2 separate regions of the Homo sapiens genome follow, and region 1 is linked to region 2. The links are chromatin loops, found by intact Hi-C in ENCODE. Cell type or tissue: sigmoid colon. All regions are shown on one strand. Links, peaks and the distances in the headings refer to the core of each region. The heading gives the core; the rest is flanking DNA.

Region 1 (10,092 bases), core at 3,989-6,488, 150 kb before region 2:
CCCTTACTAGGCACCCGCCTCCCAGTCTTATACAGAATCCAGAGGCTGGACGTGGTGGCTCACGCCTGTAATCCCAGCACTTTGGGAGGCTGAGGCAGGCGGATCACTTGAGGTCAGGAGTTTGAGACCAGCCTGGCCAACATGGCGAAACCCTGTCTCTACTAAAAATATAAAAATTAGCCGGGCACGGTGGTGGGCGCCTGTAGTCCCAGCTACTTGGGAGGCTGAGGCAGGAGAATCACTTGAACCCGGGAGGTGGAGGTTGCAGAGAGCTTAGATTGCGCCACTGCACTCCAGCCTGGGTGACAGAGCAGGACTCGTCTCAAAAACAAACAAACAAACAAACAAACAAAAAAAAACAGAATCCAGAAAGTTCCCTTACTATAGGCACCCTACCTCACCCCCTAGGCCTTTACAGCTCTAAATAGAACAAATACAGTTTATGGTAATGCAATGACCAAATCAAGGTATAAATGACTTTTAAACTCACAACATGATTTTAAGATTTATAAACAGTGTTCAAAATGAAAATGCCTGTGATTTCAAAATTTCTGGGAATTTTATATCTTGAAATGGAGTTTACTCCCCAGAGCTCTCAAGGCCTTTCCTATCTGTCCCCTGTGGCCAACACTCCCCAGCAGCCTCCCTGGAGTGACTACATTTCCCAAAGGCATGGGAAATCACCGCTGACATGGCCCTAGGCTGACGCTGAGTGTGGAGAAGCCTGGAAGGCAGGCAAGAGAAGGGAGAGGTCCACAGAAAACCTTTCAGGAACATGCCAAGGAAGGGAGAACAATTCAGAGTTTAGAGGGCAGCAAGACTCTGGGTTTTGGGCCAACTAAAAAGGAGGAATGCTCAAACTGTTGCGGGATGGATTGAAATTACCTGCTAAGAGGAGCATTTGAGTCTTAAGGGTTTCGAGACTCCAGGGGTCCACTGCCCAGAAAACTTCCCTTCCTTTAAGCACCAGGTCTTCAGTGGAGAAGCTGGGAGGAGGGACTCCAGGAAGAGGCAGGCTGTTTTCTACTTTTCAGTGAATGTTAATAGTGAAGATAATCAGACTACACTGAAAATGGCAGCACATGAAAAAAATTCAAAGTAACCGACCCCAGAAGTCATTTTGTTAGTAACACTAAAAACTGCAAATAACAAGACAATGACTGGGGGAAATTGTGATTTGGTGGAAACAAACACAAAAAATAAAACTCACAAGTTCTAAAACTGGGCATGAAAAGTCCTACTGACTAAAATTGTTGAATAAAAATAAAATCACTATTAAAGGCTGGGCACGGCCGGGTGAGGTGGCTCATGCCTGTAATCACAGGACTTTGGGAGGCTGAGGTGGGGAGATCACCAAAGGTCAGGAGTTGCCAACATGGTGAAGCCCCGTCTCTACTAAAAATATAAAAATCAGCTGGGAGTATTGGCAGGTGCCTGTAATCACAGCTACTCGGGAGGCTGAGGCACGAGAATCGCTTGAACCCAGGAGGCGGAGGTTGCAGTGAGCTGAGATCGCGCCACCGCACTCCAGACTGGCGACAGAGCAAGACTCCGTCTCAAAAAAAAAAAAAAAAAAAAAAAAAAAGGGGGGTGCTGGGCATAGTGGCTCATGCCTATATTCCCAACATTTTGGGAAGCTGATGTGGGAGGATCACTTGAGCCCAGGAGTTCAAGCCCAGCTTGGGCAACATAGTGAGAACCTGTGGCTACAAAAAATTTAAAAATTAGCTGAATGTGGTGGTACATGCCTGTGGTCCCTGCTACTTGGGAAGCTGAGGCGGGAGGATTACTGGAGCCTCAGAGTTCAAGGCTGCAGTAAGCTGTGATCACACTGCTGTACTCCAGCCTGGGCGTCAGAGCAAAACCCTATCTTAAAGCAAAACAAAACAAACAAAAAAAAAGTTGATATTTAAGAAAATAAAGGAGAACTTTAGGAAATGCCTTCACTGCTCCATACAGAAATATATATATATATATATATATATATATATATATAGAGAGAGAGAGAGAGAGAGAGAGAGAGAGAGAGAGAGAGAGAGAGAGAGACAGAGAGAGAGAGAGACAGAGAGAGAGAGAGAGAGACGGAGTCTCGCTCTGTCACCCAGGCTGGAGTGCAGTGGCATGATCTCGGTTCAGTGCAACCTCTGCCTCTCGGGTTCAAGCGATTCTCCCACTTCAGCTTCCTGAGTAGCTGGGATTACAGGCGTGCACCACCATGCCTGGCTAATTTCTTTGTATTTTTAGTACAGATGGGGTTTTGCCATGTTGGCCAGGCTGGTCTTGAACTCCTGACCTCAGGAGATCTGCCCGCCTTAGCCTCCCAAAGTGCTGGGATTATAGGCATGAGCCACCACGCTCGCTCAGTAAAGAAAATTGATTAAGGAATTAAACTGGATTGTAGGAGTTACGATGGAAAATAATTTCTTGATGAAATGAATTAATGTTCATATAATTCAGATTAGAAATTTGCATTTACATAGAGTCACAGTGTCCTCCAGGTCAAAATATTGAAATCAAAACACATGGAATCCGTTTTGAAAGTTTTGTACCTGAAGGAAGAAAAAGGACACAAATCTCCTCCATATTTAGCCCTCACTCAGAAGGAGCGGCCCGGGCCGCTTCCACAGGCTTCCTGTCCCCACACTCTCAGCCTCGTGCCCAGTCTGACTGGGCTCTCTCGGCAGTGTGTGCAGTGCTCTGGAGCTCTCTGGAACTCTGAGGCGCCCTCCTCTGCTGCTTCCTGCTTTACTTTTTCTTCTCCACAGCATCTCATGCTCTGCCTTCACCTCTGTATGCACAGTAACCTGTCTGACAATTGTGCCCCTTTTTAAACACCTCTCAAACTTGTCACCTCTCCATCCCCACTGCCACTTCCTTGGTCCATCCTCACCATCCTTCCTCTCAGAACAATGGTAGCCTTCCTTTTTTTTTTGAGATGGGGTCTAACTATGTTGCCCAGGCTGGGTGGAGTGCAGTGGTGCAATCATGGCTCACTGCAGCCTCAACCTCCTGGGCTCAAGTGATCTTCCCACCTCAGTCTCCTGAGTAACTGGAACTACAGACACACGCCACTACACCCAGCTAATTTTGCATTTTTTGTAGAGACAGGGTTTTTGCCATGTTGTCCAGGCTGGTCTTGAACTCCTGGGCTCAAGCATTGCTCCCACCTTGGCCTCCCAAAATGTGGGGTTACAGGTGTGAATCGTTGTGGCCGGCCAATGATGGTAGCTTTCTAAGCAGGCTCCTTGCTTCCAGTCTTGTCTAGACTCCAAGCTTTCCCCTTCCCTGTGGTCAGGGTGACCTGTCTAAGACAACTCTGACCTGATTATGTCTCAGTCTAAAAGCCTTCAGTGCTCCCACAAGGCCCAAATGTCCTACATCCTTAACATTAAAGACTCTTTCTACGTGGCTTCCCGGCCCCCTAGTTGCAGGAAAAAGTAAGTTCACAGCTCTCTTATATCCCTCCCTCATCACTAGTGGATTGGCTGTACCAGCCATGGGTATTTTAGGCTTACAATTTCCTTCATTCTGGGTGGCTGAGTCCCTTTCTCTTAAGTTCTTCCTGGGCCTTAGTCAAATCTTTTCAAGTGACCCTGAATCTTCTCAGTACCCCATCCCCTTCCCACCCCCATCCAAGCTGTCTTTCTTCTGATTACCAGCATCTCTGTGGTGACCATACTCTTTTTTCTTCGGTTTATTTCCAGATCTAACAGAATGATGACATTGTGCCAATTCTCAGTGTCTTGGGAGGTGGGGATAGGTTGGAACATGCCTGCTATTCCTTGTCAGAGCAGACCTGGGGAGGATGTCCATCAAGAAAGGACCTCCAGTTCCTCAATAAGTCAAAGAATTACCATGTGACCCACAATTCCACTCCTAGGTACATACCCAAGAGAACTGAAAGCAGTACCCAAATAAAAGCTTATACATGAATGTTCATGCAGCACTATTCACAGTAGCCAAGAGGTGGAAACAACACAAATGTCCATCCATTAATGGATGAATGGATAAATAAAATGTGGTAGATCCATACAATGGACCATTACTCAGCCATAAAAAGAACTAAAAGTGCTGATTCACGCTACAGCATGGATGAACCTTGTAAACATTATGTCTAATGAAAATAGCCAAGCACAAAAGGTCATATATAAATCCATTTATATGAAAAAACTTAATAGGAAAAGTCACGGAGACAGAAAGCAGACTGGCAGTTGCCAGAGGCCAGGGGATAGTGGGGACTACTTAATGGGTACAGGGTTTTTAGGGAAGTGATGAAACCGTTCTGGAACTAGATAGTGGTAATGACTGCACACGACTGTAAAAGTACTAAACGCTACTGGAACTGTATACTTTAAAATGATTAATTTTATGTTTATTTCATCTCAATAATATATAAACATGAAAAAAGAAAGGGGCTGGGCATGGTGGCTCACACCCGTAATCCCAAAACTTTGGGAGGCCAAGATCGAAGGATCCTTAAACCCAGGAGTTTGAGACCAGCCTGGGCAACATAGTGAGATCGTTTCTCTATAAAAATAAAATAAAATAAAATAAAATACAGTAAAATAAAATAAAATAAAAGGACCCTCATGGGGATGGAGCAGGATAGTGTGTCAAGAACAGAGGACAATGGGTAATTCAATTCTGTGTCCCTGAGGCGTTAAAGCAAAGGGAATGGGCAGGAAAGTGGGCCCATTTGCTTTAAAGGGATTGGGCCTCTTCAATGAGTATTTCTCCCCAGGATGCATTCTCCAAAGACTAACCCTAAGAAGGGAGGTGAGGGGTGGACAGACGAAGGTGAACAGAGGGGTTAAAACAAGAGTGAAAAGGGGTCAGGCCTCCTTCCCTGTTTGCTGGGGTCTGGGCTCACACAAGGACAAGAAGACTGGAAAGGTTGCAGCCTGAGAGGGGTGGTCTGCACAGCCACCAAGAAGGGAACCCTTGCTTTCTGGTAATAAAGCAAGACATTTCACATCTGAAATCACCTGCATGGTAAGACTCAAATGTAAGTGGATCCTGTGAAACACAGTTTTATGCAGAGAGCAGAGATCAGATCAGATCACAAAGCTGCAAAGAGAAATCTCTTTACCTAAATTACACAGAACCACTCGTCTGGTTTCCATTTCACTGCCTGAGTCTGTTTTATAGTTGTGCTTTTTCATGAAGGCTTTTAAGGGAGGCTATACCCTGACATCATGTGGAAAAAATGTCCAAATACAATTACATTACAGAGCAGCACTCTTGGAAGAGAAGGCAGCCCTGAAGCCTGCTGGTGTCCTGTTTCCTCTCCTTTAAACCCATTTGTTGCTCTCTGCTCTCTAAAAGCAGAAGCCCCCAATCCCAGCTCACCTGGTCTGCTTCCTGTCTCTGTCAGCGTGCGAAACACCGGTCTGGGAAATACAGCAATCTAAGGTACTGTGGGACTGTGTACTCCCGAGTGGGAGATGTGGCAGGGCCACAGGGAGCTGTGTCCAGCTGGGGCATGCCTAGCACCAGCCCACAGGCCTGAGCCAGCTTGTCTCATGTCATGCACCTTACAATCATGGTGAGGAAACAGGGCCTCCCTCTGTTGGCTTTCTCAGAAATCTACTCCAAAACCTCCTACCTCCTCCCCTATCCTCATGCCTTTTTCAGATGTGTCCCCATGTTCAGGGAATAGTTTTTCTCAAAAGCTCTTATGAAAAAATAGTTCCCCTCAATTAAAATCTGTCATATTGTGAGCAAATTCTCCATATGTGTCATCTTTTCCGTGTTTCTTCCTCCTCCCGGCAGAAGCTACCATTCTCCTGATTTTCCATTCGGGGCTGTTCCTTCTGTCCCTGAGTCTCTGACTTGGACGGAATAGCAAACTCCTTCTGCCACTCCTAGATAATCCCCCTGCCATTCCCCACAATCTCTCTTTTGAAGTCCATACTAACCATCTCCCCATTCTTGCTGGCTACAGACCTGGCCTTCTTCAATGACTGCGCCATGGCCACCCCATCTGGGACTTCCACATCCATAAAGATGTCCCTCCCAGTATTTGCTTTCACCATTTTTCAACCTCTTCAATTCAAATACTCCCCATCTCTGATTTTACTCTACTCCCAATTAACCATGATGACATCTGAGAACTTGTCATTATTTAGAACTGTTTCAACTCAAGATCTCAAATTCTAAGTTTTATCATCACTTTGAAATGAACATCAGTATCATTGCGAACGTTTAGTGGGTACTTATGTGCAAGGCACTATCATATGTACTTCATATATATTAATTATAATGACCTTTTAAAGTAGGTTTTATGAGCCCCATTTTATAATGGGGTATAACAGAGAGACACAGTTTAGGATTTGGGATTTAAGCCACATAGTCTACACACTATGGCTCCCACATCATATGGCCTCTTTAATATTCCTAACACGACTGTTTAACCTTCTACCTTTTCCACTGAAATTACCCACGCCCCCTACTCCTGACCACATCCTTGACCTTGCCCTCTCTCCCAGGCTATTATTCTACATTATCCAGGATTCCCCAGGCCTGTGATGATCTTCCTAGTCCCCAGTGCTCTTGTCAATCTGATCTGCCACCAGGCTCAACAATGTTCCCTAGCCACCTCTCCCCAAACCCAATCTACTGTTCTACTTTGAGCCACCAATTCCAGCTGAGTAGCGGCAGTCTGCTGATGAAGCTGTCTATAAACTCACGCTGTTTAATCTCAGCTGGAATCTCCATGTCCTCTGGTAATTCTTTTCTTCCTATTCTGGTGACTCCTAACTGATCCTCTATATAAACTGTTCCAATCTTTTCCCTGTCTCTACATCTTACTCCCTAACCACTCATTCTTGACTTCTTGACTTGACATTCTTGATAATCTTGACTTCTACAAGGACATTCAGCATAAGCTCAAACTTCCGTCCCCCTCAAAGTCAAAGCTTCTCTAATGACTCTTTTGAAACATTGGCTTGAAGACAGATCAGGGTCTAGAAGATGTGGTTTTAGGGCAGGGGAGTGATGTAAATATTTGTATGAGAAGGAGCCACTGGAGGTAGAGAAGGAGAACCTGAAGACGCCTGGGAGGAAAGGGAATCGTGGCTGGATAGAGGTCATGGGGGAGGTATAAGGTGCTGTGTGAAGGATGTGTGCAGGGGAAAGAGCACCTTTTTTGCTGAGTTTGAATTGGGGAGGATAAGAAGACAGGTGATGTAGCAGAGTGGTCAACACTTGGGCCCTTTGCCTACCTCCTACTTACTTCTAAACTCCTTAAAGGTGGCTCTAACCTCCCACTACTGAACCTTCTCTCTCAACTCTCACTCATGACATTTTCTCAATCCTCATCGTCCTTAACCTGACCTTTCAACAGTGTTTGCGTGGGTGACCAAACCTGCCCTCTTGATAGTTTTTCCTTATGTGGGTTTCATGACAATGGAACCTCTTGGTTTTCTTGATGGGTCTTCGTTATTCCCTTTGCTAGCTCCCCTTCCAAACTGCTACGATGGCCTAAAAATGCTGCCCACCTTTAATTTCTCTCTCCTCTCCTGAGCTACTCATCTCTCTTTTTGCATTCACTCATTCAATATATAATTATATTAAGTACCTACCATGTGCCAAGTACATGGCAGCTATTAAACTGTAGCTGAATTAATGTTAATGTGTAGCTCTGATCACGCTGCTTATTTGCTCAAAAATCTTTACTGGTTCTCTGATGTAAATGATATCCAGGTTCTTTGGCCTAGCATTCCAGGTTTTAGCAGACATCTGTTGTTTTTGCTGCCCACCTTCCATTCGCCCTCCTTTGGATAGCTGTCCCCAGTCTCCCTCTGGAGACCCAGCCCCTCCACACCTTTTAGTCCATGTGGTTTGGGTGGGGCTAACCCTACCCTCAACTCCAGGCATGGGTACCCGCTCCAGACAGGTTCCAGGCCTATCCCTGAACTAATCTCAGAGGCCAGGAATATGATGCCCTCACTGGCATCTGGCCCCTGAGATTAGATCAGGGATAGGCCTGGACCCCAACTAGAGCCAATAAAATGCAATGGGATTGTACTGACACAGGACTTGGACTTGAATAAATGAAGATGTAAAGGCTAGAGCTGCTGTAGCCATCTTAAACTCCAAGAAAAGTGTGAGCTGATCGAAAACAGAACCAACCTAGGAGCAGAAGGGAGAAATGACAAGAAACCAGGTCCTTGGGACACTGTTTGAGTCCTTGAATTATGTCATGTCTTAAGCCAGTCTTAGCCTTGGAATTCTCAGTTACACGATCCAGTATGCCTCCCTTATGCTGAAGTGGGCTGCATTGGACATTCTGTCACTTGCATCTGAAAGAATCCTATTTGATCCAAAGGTCGTTTGTGTCATCCCGCTTCATCTCACCCCACCCTACTCACGCACTCGATGCTTGTACCACACTAACATTCCTTTCCTGAACAGGCCTCATACTCTGCCACCCATGTCTTTCTGGAATGTTCTCCATCTTTCTCATCTTTTCCTCTTGAAATTCTGCCCATCCTTTAAGGTTTGGCTGTAATGAACTTTCCTCCAAGCAGCCATTCTTCTCTAATTTCCCCCAATGACAAATGTTTGTTGGATAAAGTCTAACTGAACACACAGTGACATGGAGAACCTGGATCCAAGGTTCCTTAAACCTGATGCAGAGACCTGGGCCTCCAGCAAACTTGTTCATCTCCCCTCAGGGCTTGGGACTTGTTTTCTCGGTCCCCCCACTGGTCTACATCCTTGTCTCCTGCACTCTTTGGTCATCACTTCCCAAAAAGTTTTTCTGGGGACACTGGCTTTTTGGAATGTTAGTAGATATTTAAAACAACATAAAACACTCCAAACTTCAAAACCAACCAAAGCAGCTTTACTCCAGCTGGAAACTAAAGAGTGTAACTATTTAGTAAGTTTGGGAAATTCTGGGTTAAACAAATATTTCTATTTTAAAAACCTGGGGAGGTGGGGATGGGGGCAGAGTATGTAGCTTTTCTCCAACTTACTCATAAAGCAGGTACCAGAGCAGAGGGACGTACCACATTCTTCTCTGAAAACATATTTAGGTTTAAGGTAGGTGCGGGTTATTTTATATACACATATAAATATCCTACTCTTTGTTCAAGGTGCCTATTTGCTCTGCACAGTGACTATTATGAACACAGAAAACTGTTCATTGTTAAATATGGCATGCTAAGTGGTTTTGCTTTCTGGCAAATCTCCAAACCATAATTATTAAGGGACTGGAGCTGCTGAGGAATTCTTGGGTTACAAGAGGCTTTGATCCTGTTCCTGCCTTCTTTCCCTGACATGAATTTCCACGGGTGTGGCTGACTTTCATTGTTTTTCACTGCTGTGGTGCTGCTGTGAAGGTGAAGGATTAAACAGAACTTCAAGGTGACAAGGGATTGGGCCCCCCAGAACTGCTGAGAGGAGGCTCTGGCTAAACCTCTCCCGCCTTTTGGAGCCCCAAATGGCTGTAACCAAGGGAATGCACAAGCTCCATCCAAGTATTGGAGTCGGGGAATGCTGTGGCCTCTAATATTTGGTTTCCCACACACCCCGGGAAGCTCAGATTCTTAGGCCTCACTCATTATCGGGTTTCCAGCTGGGGTGAAGCCTCTGTCTGTACTAAACGGCTGACAGGACTTTGCTCAGCAAAAGGCAACAGGCCCCGGGTGGGTGAGGCTTTGTTATTTCATTCCCATCAAAGGTGAGAGATCTGATCCAAAATTCTTTGGGCAACTACAGCCATTTGACGTGTGTAGCCCTCAAACTCATGGAGCTGCCTCCTTTACAGGGTCAAGAAGACACCTCAGCTCGGTCACAGACCATTAGGTGAACTATTGAAAGAGCCAATCTCCTTTCTACTGAAACATTTGCTGAAATGTCAAGGGGCACATAACTATTCTTTCAGGCTCTTTTAAATTCTCCCCTGCCTGTAAGAAGAGGTAAGAAAGAACACCTGGATGTTCATGAATCCAAGATAGAAGGAATAAAAACACTCCTCCCAAAATGAAGTGGTAAGGTCCTCTTAACTTGGTGAAGAAAAGGCTTCTCTAACAAACAGAAACCCGCTTACGTCTGGGTGCGGTGGCTCATGCCTGTAATCCCAGC
Region 2 (10,092 bases), core at 3,967-6,466:
AGTAGCACGTGTGGGAAACAAGGCTGGGAGGCTCATTTGCACAACTGGTGAGAGAGCCCAAGAAGCAACTCCAACCAAACTACTTGGATAAAGTTCAGCCAAGAGTGGATCTTCAGTAAAGAAAATCTGATGGCTGATCCCCTTGACAAGCTAGGCCTTCCTTCTAACTCAGATACAGTTCACACTTTGAAAAGGCTGTTCTATATTCCTCATCATTCCAGCCCTGCTCTTTTGAAGAAGCAGCAGAGTCTGACACAATCAAGAGATGTAAATTTTGAGGCAGAGCAAATGATAATTTTTGAGCCACAATGGTCCATCTTTAAGACCAAGACAATAACCCCTGTCCCTCTCCTAATCACAGGGATGTAGTGGAAACTCAAGGGAGATGAGTGCTCAAGAGTTTATATTAAAGAAACCACCTAAGACCCATAATGTATGTAACACAGACTAGATTATCTGAAACTGCAGTCTGGGGCTGTGCAATCTTTTCAAGAGGTCCACAAGACAAATTATTTTCAAGTGATGCCAAGAAAATAGTTTCCTCTTTTACTCTCATTCTCTCATGAGTGTACAGTGGAGTTTGCCAGAGGCTACAAGGTGTGTGATGATATCATTATATTGATAACTAATGCAATATGTGCTTGGAAGTCCTCGTGTTTTAATATTTTCTCAAGTTTACTTTTTTCTTTTTTGAGACAGAGTCTCACTCTGCTGCCCAGGCTGGAGGGCAGTGGCATGATCTTGGCTCACTGCAACCTCTGCCTCTGGGGTTCAAGCAATTCTCGTGCCTCAGCCTTCCAAGTTGAGTAGCTGGGACTACAGGCGTGCACCACCACACACAGTTAATTTATGTAATTTTAGTGGAGATGGAGTTTCGCCATGTTGGCCAGGCTGGTCTTGAACTCCTGGCCTCAAGTGATCTGTCCAGCTCAGCCTCCCAAAGTGCTGGGATTATAGGCATGAGCCCCCACACCAGCCTGTCTCAAGTTTACTTTCTAACTGAATATTGATAGACAAAACTCTCTGGGAGCCGCAACCCCTTTTAAGAGTGTAAAGAGGTCCTGAGACAAATTTGAAAACTGCCAACCTAGAACTTCAGTCCCACCCAAACCAGCAGTTCCCACTTGGGGGCTACCCACTGGGAGCCTTTATGTTGCTCTCTTTGCATGGGAGACTCCTTCCCTTTCTTTACTTGGCTAACTTCTTCAGTCTCTGCTTAGAGGTCACTTCCTCTGGGACATTTTCCCCGATTTCCTAGACAAGTCTGGTGGCCCTGCTATGTGTTCAGCCAGCACTTAGCACACTACATCATGACTGCCTATTTTCTGGTCCTTTTTTGTCCTTGGCTCCTTCAAGGCAAAAACTGACTTAGCTGCTATTGCGACTGTGACACAGTGAAATGTAGTAGGCATTTGTTGAATATAGAAAACAACCAAGGAACGGCCAGGCACAGTGACTCATGTCCATAATCCCAGCACTTTGGGAGGCTGAGGTGGGCGGATCACTTGAGGTCAGGAGTTCGAGACCAGCTTGGCCAACATGATGAAACCCCATCTCTACTAAAAATACAAAAATTAGTGACTGTGGGGACAGGGGGGTGCAGGCTGCTTGTAATCCCAGCTTCTCGGGAGGCTGAGGCACGAGAATGGCTTGAACGCAGGAGGCGGAGTTTGCAGTGAGCCGAGACTGCACCACTGCACTCCTGCCTGGGAAACAGTGTAAGACCCTGTCTCAAAAAAAAAGAAGAAAGAAAAAAGAAAAAGATAGTTCTATCTTGCATTCTTATTACCTAGGGGGAATTAGTTATGAAATAATTAGTTTTCATTATAGTATAGGTTTATTAAAATTAATGATAATAATAACAATAATGACTGTCTATATATCTTGTGGTGTACCCGGCACTATTCTAAGCATGTTGTATGTATTAATTTCCTTAGGGTTCACAAAGTCCCTATGAGGTATATGCTACTATTATCCTTATTTCAAAAATGAAGACATGGATGTATAAGTAATGCGGGGTAGATCTGAGATTCACACCCAGGCAGTCTGGCTCCAGAGTTTCACCTTGTTAATCACTCCACACACTGCCTGCCATGTCAGCAGTGTCGATCTCAGGCTTATAACATGTATTGAGATCTCAAGGCCATCTCTCAACTCTGTTCATAAACCAGGAACATGACCTGACATTTATTTTCCACCCCTAACCGCATGCCTATATGAGCACTATAGCAGCCATTTGAACAGGAGACCTCACCAATACTACCTGTCCTCAAGTTAGGGTTGAAATAGGGCAGTTTCAGTAAAAAGTCTCTTTCTCATTTATTTTTTGTATGTTATTCTTTTCTAGAAGAAATGTTAGGTTAAAAACAATAAACTTGTACATTTATTCAAAGTAATAAGTTTTTTTTGGTAGCACAGAGAAAACAGGAAAGGTTCAATACTTCCACGTACTAAGGTGCTGTGCCACAGGGCAAACTCTCCCTGATGTGTACAGCTCTTCCTGTGCCTCTCAGGCTAACCTCTCTCAAGGAATGCTTTCAGTTTCACTCGGAATAGGTAGTAGCCCAGAATGTTTTGCAGGCATACTTGATGGAAAAGACAAAGTTTTATCTGGTTCAGAGAGGTGAGGCCAAGTGGGAGAAAGTATACTGCAGAAAACACAGGATGTATTGCAAAAGATAATATAAGAGAATCACAATGTAACACTGTAGTGATATTTGGGATGAAAAAAGTATAACTAGGAGATACCTGATCTTTCGGAAGTAGAAAAAAAAAAGTTCTACAGATAAAGTTAAGAGGCTGTGTATCAAATCTTCACCAGCTAACAGTACATAAGAAACCAAAGTTCATCTTATGGTGTTTGACAGAAGTCACACAAAGCAACTTTACTTACCTGGAGAAGTGTCCCATGAATGTGGTTTTGCCGGAAACACTGGTCAGTGCAGCTGGGGAGTGTGGACAACAGAGTTCGAATGGTATTAGGAATGTGATCTATCATAACAAATGGGACCAAGGCACGAGCTGCCATTTCACGGGAGTGGTAGACAGGTGAGTGACCACACCTGGGGAGAAATAAAAACACAAGACCATTCAATAGTCATCTCCACATCTGTGACTTTGTATATACTTACATTCTATCTAGCATGGCCTGGAACATCCAGGGGTTAGGGGGAGACAGGAGCTGCTCCTTATCCCAAATGATGTTTTGTATCTGCACTAGTTCTACAGGTGACTTTGCTTTGGTTAAAAACATTGCTAGCATCTATAATTCTTTATCATGGAGATTAAATGTAGACAGGCTTGGGAATAAGACAATAAACAGGTAGTAGCAAAAAACAACTTACTTGTTAACTATTTATTGGGTATTTATGATAAGCAAAAGCACCATGATAAGTGCCATAAAAAATAAGACAGTCACCATTGTCTTTGAAGAGCCCATACTTTGGTTGGCCAGAGGAAAAGTACATTTGAAAAAATGACCAAAAGTACGAGACAGTATAGGAAAAGTGAGAAGCAAGTGACCTTGACATTATGACTATAGAAACTCAGAAGAAGGATGGAACTCAGGAAAGCAAGCATGATTCAAGTAGGCCAAGAAAGATCTGAAGCCATTTCAACCAGGGGCAAAGTGGTATAAAGCAAGGCTAAAAATACTCAAGGTCTAGGTAGATGTGTTTGAATAACGCAGAGGTTCATGAATAACAGTAGAAGTTAAGGCTGAGAAGTGGGTCAGGCCATACTGGGGAGTGCTACGAATAGCATAGTACATGGTCTGAACTTACTGTTAAGAGAACAAGAGATGGACCTTCAAATCACCAAATCCTTGACTCTGGGCTGACTCATACCCAAAGAGCGGGAATAAAAGCCAGTTCTTAAATAGTGAAAGTCCTGGACAAGTTATTTTGAGATTCTAGAAAGGTCATTGTAAAGGCAGGTCATCTAAAGGCCTCTCAACTTCACAAACAATCAGAAACTTAAAGGCCATAACCATTTTGCTGAAACTGTGCACTTTAAAGCCTTCACAGATAGGAGATTGATTGAGAGGAAAGTCCAATATGCTAAGTACCAGCTTAACTAAGTTCTTTACTAGAACGCTCAAGACTTCATGATTTTTCATCCAATTAAAAAGGTAACTCAACTTACAGAAATATCTTAGATCACAAGAATAGGGAAGGTCAGAAGACGGTAGACTCTGTAGGGGAAAAGAGATGGCCTCTTGACTGTTTTCAAAACTAATCTGTGTTTACAAAGGAATTACTTGGTAAGAATTAGGCCATTAGGGCTACATGGCCATGTTGGCTCAGTAAGTAGAGGGACAGGGCCCTACAATAGCAATGTTTCTAACACCCTAGAGGTTATCACCAACATTTATTCTAATATGCCAACAGAAATACAGATACAATTTCTGTACAAATAGAATAGCCTGAGCAGAATTTCATCATGGTGTTGGGGGAGGCAGGGGAAGAGGAAAAAGAAGTATGGGGTGTTTAAAAAAAATGTGTCTTTTTCCCCCAAGACAGTTACGTCTATTGGGTAGGTCCAGCAGCACATAGTTTCAGGATGGAGAAGAGGTCACCTCACATTATCTGTGGGAAAGCAGAGAGCTATGGTTACAGTAGGTAGCTGGACAGTTCCCACAACTCATCCTGGACAGTTCCCAAAACTCATCCATTTTCTCACTTATTCTTTTTAAGTGATTAAATGTTTAATCTGTAATTGGCAAATGCAGAAAAATGTTTGCTTTGGCCTATAGGAAATGGTAAGGGTGGGGGTCGGGGAGAAACTTCATTTGACCAAAAAACAAAAAAACAAAAAAACAAAAAACAACTCTGAAAATGTTTTGAAATTTAATTAGCAAATGACCTCACTTAGTAAGGCAGTCATTTGTTGGAAGCTTCCCCTTCTGTCTGTCCCCGACCTCTCCAACACACACACTTTGTGTTACACTGTGTTTTATGTTACCGAAAGGGCTCTTGTATATAAATGTTTCTTTTCAAATACAAATAACTCTGACATGGTTACAGATGTTTAGTTTCCAATTAGCAGTGACTGTACACTAAAGAATGCCCCTCCTTTTGCTCCTGACTTTTGTAAATGATGATTTCCCAAAGGATTCTGGCATCCATACAAGAGGAAGGATGGAAAGGGGGAAAAGTGCCAGTATTTTCTGCTTTTGGATACCCTGTGTTAGGGTGGTTTCCAAATGCACACAACCAGGTTAAAAAGCAAAACAAAACCTCTCCTCAAAAAAGTAATGCAATTACCAAAAAAGAAGCCAATTCTTGAAGTAATATTTAATTAAGTAACATTCATTATAAAGCAATGGTTAAATATTCTATCGCAAATTCTTTAGGTGGAAAGATTAGATCATAGACAAATTTATATATATATATATATATAAATATATACACTAAGAAAAAAAATTTCTAGGTTACTGTTTTGTCGCCTACTGGCGGCAGGGAGGGGGTCTGATGAGAACATTTAGAATCTAACGGTTAAGAGAATAGAAAATTAGAACACCTGAATTTTCATTCTGCTTTGGACACTGAGTTCTGTGACTTGGACAAGTCACAGTAACCTCTCTGAGTCTCAGTACAGTTAAGAATGGTGGCAATGCTTTCCACCTAGTGGTCTGACATGATGTCTAAGAGAACACTCCAAGAAGGAAGGGCTCCAGAAATTCCAAGTTTTTACAGTGCACTGTGCCAGTGTCCAGTAATAGCATCAGTATACTCCAGAATTACAGGCCTGTGAGTAGCCCCAAAAAGAGAATTAAGACCATGTGGTGAATTCTGTGCTGTTTTAAAAAGGTAAGACAACATGTTGATAATATGAAGGCAAAGAGGGTCTTTTTTTGGCCACTATTAAAAGTGATGAGGAAGAGTCTCAAGCCCTTCTGAAATAAATCGGATAGCCTCTGTCTCTCTAAGTCTCAGTGTCTTCCATAAAATAAAACAAATACACTTAAGGTCTCGAAGGTCATTTCTACTTTTAACATTCCTTGAAAATCAGTTCCTCTAATAGCCCTAAGCTATGTTCTAGGCCTGAATACTAGGTTCTCCACAGAATCTGCAAGGTACACAGACACCAGTGTCTTAAAACCTCTAGCCCTCTCACTTCAATAAACCCTTTCCATGTTCATTTTAATCACTTATTTATTGACTGCCTACCATGTCCTCAATACTGTGTGACATGAGACATGACACTTTTTCTTTTTTTGAGACAGAGTCTCGCTCTGTCACCCAGGCTGGAGTGCAGTGGTGTGATCTCGGCTCACTGCAAGCTCTGCCTCTCAGGTTCACGCCATTCTCCTGCCTCAGCCTCCCGAGTAGCTGGGATTACAGGCGCCTGCCACCACGCCCAGCTAATTTTTTTTATTTGTAGTAGAGACGGCCTTTCACCGTGTTAGCCAGGATGGTCTCGATCTCCTGACCTCGTGATCCACTCGCCTCAGCCTCCCAAAGTGTTGGGATTATAGGCGTGAGCCACCATGCCCAGCTGAGACATGATACATTTTTAATAGGAATACTTGCATCACACAATTGTACAGCACTTGACAGTTGATAAAACACCTGCACACCTGTGATCTCTTTACTATGCAACATTCCTGTAGACAAAAGGGCATTATAAACCTAAATTAACAGAAGAAAAATAAAATGAAGCTCAGAAGGATTCAGTGAAAACTCTGAGGGCTAAGTGTAAGCAATGCTCACGGCAGACTGTGATCCAGAGCTCTCTGGCTACCCAACCTGTAGCTCACACCTGGAAATCAAGGGAGCATAAAAATATCTCCTAGCTAACAAAAACACAAACTGTAATTTACACATATTTGGAAAATTTCTAAATGAGTGGTTTTTTGTTGTTTTTTTTTTTAAAAAAAATTTTAAGGATCATGAAAATATTTCAGAAACTAATGTAAACTATGGACTCTCTCACAAGAGGAATATATTTATGAACATATGCACACAATTTCCCACACAGTTTCAGGTTCGTGACACACATCCAAAACCCTTGTGGGGGGAGTTTCCCAGACCCAGGTGGAGAACCTCCTGCTGCTCCTTTGCATACATCAATGACCACACGATGTGGCTGTCAGGTTTGTGTTCTGCTGCATGTGACACAGCAGTGAAGAACACTGCTCACAGGGAACCACCAGCTTAGAGGCGATATACAGCCTGCTCATCACAAATCGGTGGTACCCATGCAGACATTCACAGCCGAAGAGTGGCACAGAAAAGTGAAGTGGGAGGCAGAGCTGAGACAATTTTCTGCAACAGATGAAGGATCTTCAAATGAGGGTGAAATACACACTTGGACTTAACACTTGAGGAACCAAGAAGAGTTCAGAATGCACTATTCTCAGCAAAAAAAGGACCATTCTGCTGAGATCATGCTAACTTTACCACCTTTAACAGAGTGGGGGCTAAGCTTTTTCTAAGTGTTCTCCTCTCATATCTACTCTCACAATCTGTTCTTTTTTTCTGAAAGGTTTCAAAGGTAAGTGGCTATACATCACCAAAACTGTCTCTGCCCACACACATCCGTAGGGACATCTACTGAGTACCTAGCACAGCACACACTTGGTCAGGTACCAGAGAACTGGAGAGAAAATCACTGCCTAGGCCACAAGCAACCTACAGTCTAGTGTGGAAGACAGAAGAACCAGCCAATGATTCTCAGGCCATGAGAAGTAAACACAAGCTGCTGCTGCTGTGTAAGTGTGACTCCTGTGTGTGGGAGTACTAGTCTAGGTGATCATGCCCAGCTCTGCCTAAGTGGGGAGAGGCGGCGGAGAGGCAGAGAGCGCTTGGGTTTGGCAAGAAAGAAGTCCTTTCCCAGGCCTGTGCCTTTCCCTGTGTGAACCCAAACTGCCCCTCAGGGCACCCAGACAAAAGGAAGGAAACTGAGATTAAGTCACTAGTATGTGCCAGGACTGGCTATGTGCTTTTGATACACTATTTTAATTATTTCATTAATCTTCATTCCAAGGTCAGTGTCATTAACCTTATTTTAAGATGAACAGAGTGAGGTGTCCCAGCATACTTTGGGTCATAAAACTAGCATAAAGCCTGCATTTTAATTAGGGTCTGTCTACCTACAAAATTCAGTCTTTCTAAGACTTTACAACGCAGTTGCCTCAAAATCCCCAGAGCCTTGGAAAAGCCGAATGTTTCCAAACATTCAACCTAATCACACTGAGGTATGAACAACTTAGAGAACCAATCAGTCTCTAATTTGTAGACCGTGAAGCAGAACAACGAAGATGATGCTGATAATAGCTAACATCTCCTGAACACTTATTAAAGACCAGGCTCTATATGTGGTACCTCATTTAAATCTGACAAGCCAGAGTGGCTGAAAGAAACTTTGTAGGCAATGTTGGGGAGGTATTTTTGAACTGAGGGAACTTTAAGGCTCAGTAGCACTGGGCGAGTCCCTGCATGTCACAGGAACCAGAGGCTTCAAAGTCTCCAAATGGCTTCAGGATCCAGCCAATATCCCCTTCCATCCTACCTCATTAACATAATTAACATTCCCCCAGTTCCTCCCCATTTCCTGGCCCACCTCCAGCCCTGATTCTTATTTTTCAGGTGAGGCTATACCATATGCAAAACAGAGGCCCCAAACTTCTGTCAATGATGAAAAGGACCATCCACTTGCTCTAGATGCCCCTACTTAACCAAGCGGTTTGCATCTTCAGAGCTGGTATGAGTTCAAAAAAGCTATGTCTGACCCTGACCCCACACCCCCAACACACCCCCTAAAACCTCTCACTAAAGTTACTCAAGAATGCCAGCCATGCCATTATGGTCTGTTTGTCCTACAGCACAGCTGTCAGCTCCTGGGAAATGGTCATCTACTGACAACCCAAAGTTGAGACAACCCTATTTAATAGGCCATCTCTAAAGGCTGGGTGACACACAGCAGGCTGAAGCTCTGGATTATACTACCTTCAAAAAATCTTTTTTCTATGTATGTTTTGGCAAGCCAACTAGTGCCTTTGCACATTTCAGTTCATTCTCACTAGAGTAATGTCCTTTTACTCTTGTACTTTTACTCCTGTACTCTTGTAATGAAGAGGGGAACTCCTCTTCATCTTCTGAACTATGCTAAGGTATTACATTTTTGTTTAGAGACAGGGTCTCGCTCTGTCACTCAGGCTGGAGTTCAGTGGTTTGATCATAGCTCACTGCAGCCTTGAATTCCTGGGCTCCAGTGATCCTCCCACCTCAGCCTCCTGAATAGCTGGGATTACGGTTGGGTGCCACCAGGCCTAGCTAATTTTCTTTTTCTTTTCTTTTTTTTTTTTTTTTTTAAAGTAGAGACAGGGTCTCATACACCTGGCCTGAAGTGCTCCTCCCACTCTGGCATCCCAGAGTGCTGGGATTATAAGCATGAGCCACCATGCCTGGCCTCTGCTAAGGTACTACCTTTTTTGTGAAACTTTACTGTACCTTCTGTGATCAGAATCAATCACTTCCTTCCCTCTGCCTACTCCAATTGCATATTTAGCTCTCCCATAGCAGCCAGTGCATCTCACTTACCTTCCCCACAGTAGCTCTCAGGCATCATCATGTCTGCTAGACTGAAATGACATTGAGAACAGAAACAGGGTCTTCATAGTTCTTTATCACAGAGCGCATAGGACAGGGACTTAAGAACATGCTCTGGAATCCAGCAGACCTAAGTTTACATCTGAGTTCTGACACTTACTAGTGTGTGACTTTAGATAAGTCAGTAAACCTAGGTTTGTACCTTCTATAAATGGGGAAAAGGAAGAGTGCTCATTTCATAGGGCTGTTGTGAAGTTTAAATGAAATAATGCATGAAAATAAAATGCCTAGAAGACAGGCAGGTGGAATAATTTGAAAATAAAACCTTTATACACATTTACAAATTGTTTTTCTCTAGTGTTCTTTGTCTCAACAACTGGCTGAGGAAACAGAGCCTGGCCTGTACCAAACAGGCTCCAAGTGCTCACAGAGGCCTACCCTCCTCCTTCCCCTCTAAATGAGCTGGAAAGGAGAGGAGGCTTGAGTTTCTCTGGGGCCTATTCACTTGTTTATGTGAAGCCCATTGGCTTTATTCTCC

Evidence for each region. Hi-C counts contacts between places; a loop is a spot of excess contacts. Peaks named below come from ENCODE experiments on the same cell type or tissue, not always from the same donor. Only the 100,000 strongest peaks of a DNase experiment are listed, where the experiment ranks them.
Region 1: it touches region 2 in a loop (5-fold over the local background); 4 of 110 quality-filtered maps call a loop at or near these places.

Annotation. Positions count from the first base shown.
Region 1 is chr2:43,246,170-43,256,261 of GRCh38, forward strand. The region is part of intron 36 of THADA (THADA armadillo repeat containing); the gene reads right to left. Among named protein-coding and RNA genes, the nearest start is that of LINC01126, 24 kb to the left of the region's middle. In sigmoid colon, for the core only: no CTCF peak of the experiment used is centred there; a DNase peak (open chromatin) is centred at 5,421; H3K27ac peaks cover 1,226 bases.
Region 2 is chr2:43,395,078-43,405,169 of GRCh38, forward strand. THADA (THADA armadillo repeat containing) reads right to left here. Exons shown (of 38, transcript NM_022065.5): 29 at 2,894-3,062. Among named protein-coding and RNA genes, the nearest start is that of LINC01126, 170 kb to the left of the region's middle. RefSeq lists enhancers at 6,877-7,126, 7,207-7,396. In sigmoid colon, for the core only: no CTCF peak of the experiment used is centred there; a DNase peak (open chromatin) is centred at 4,914; H3K27ac peaks cover 773 bases.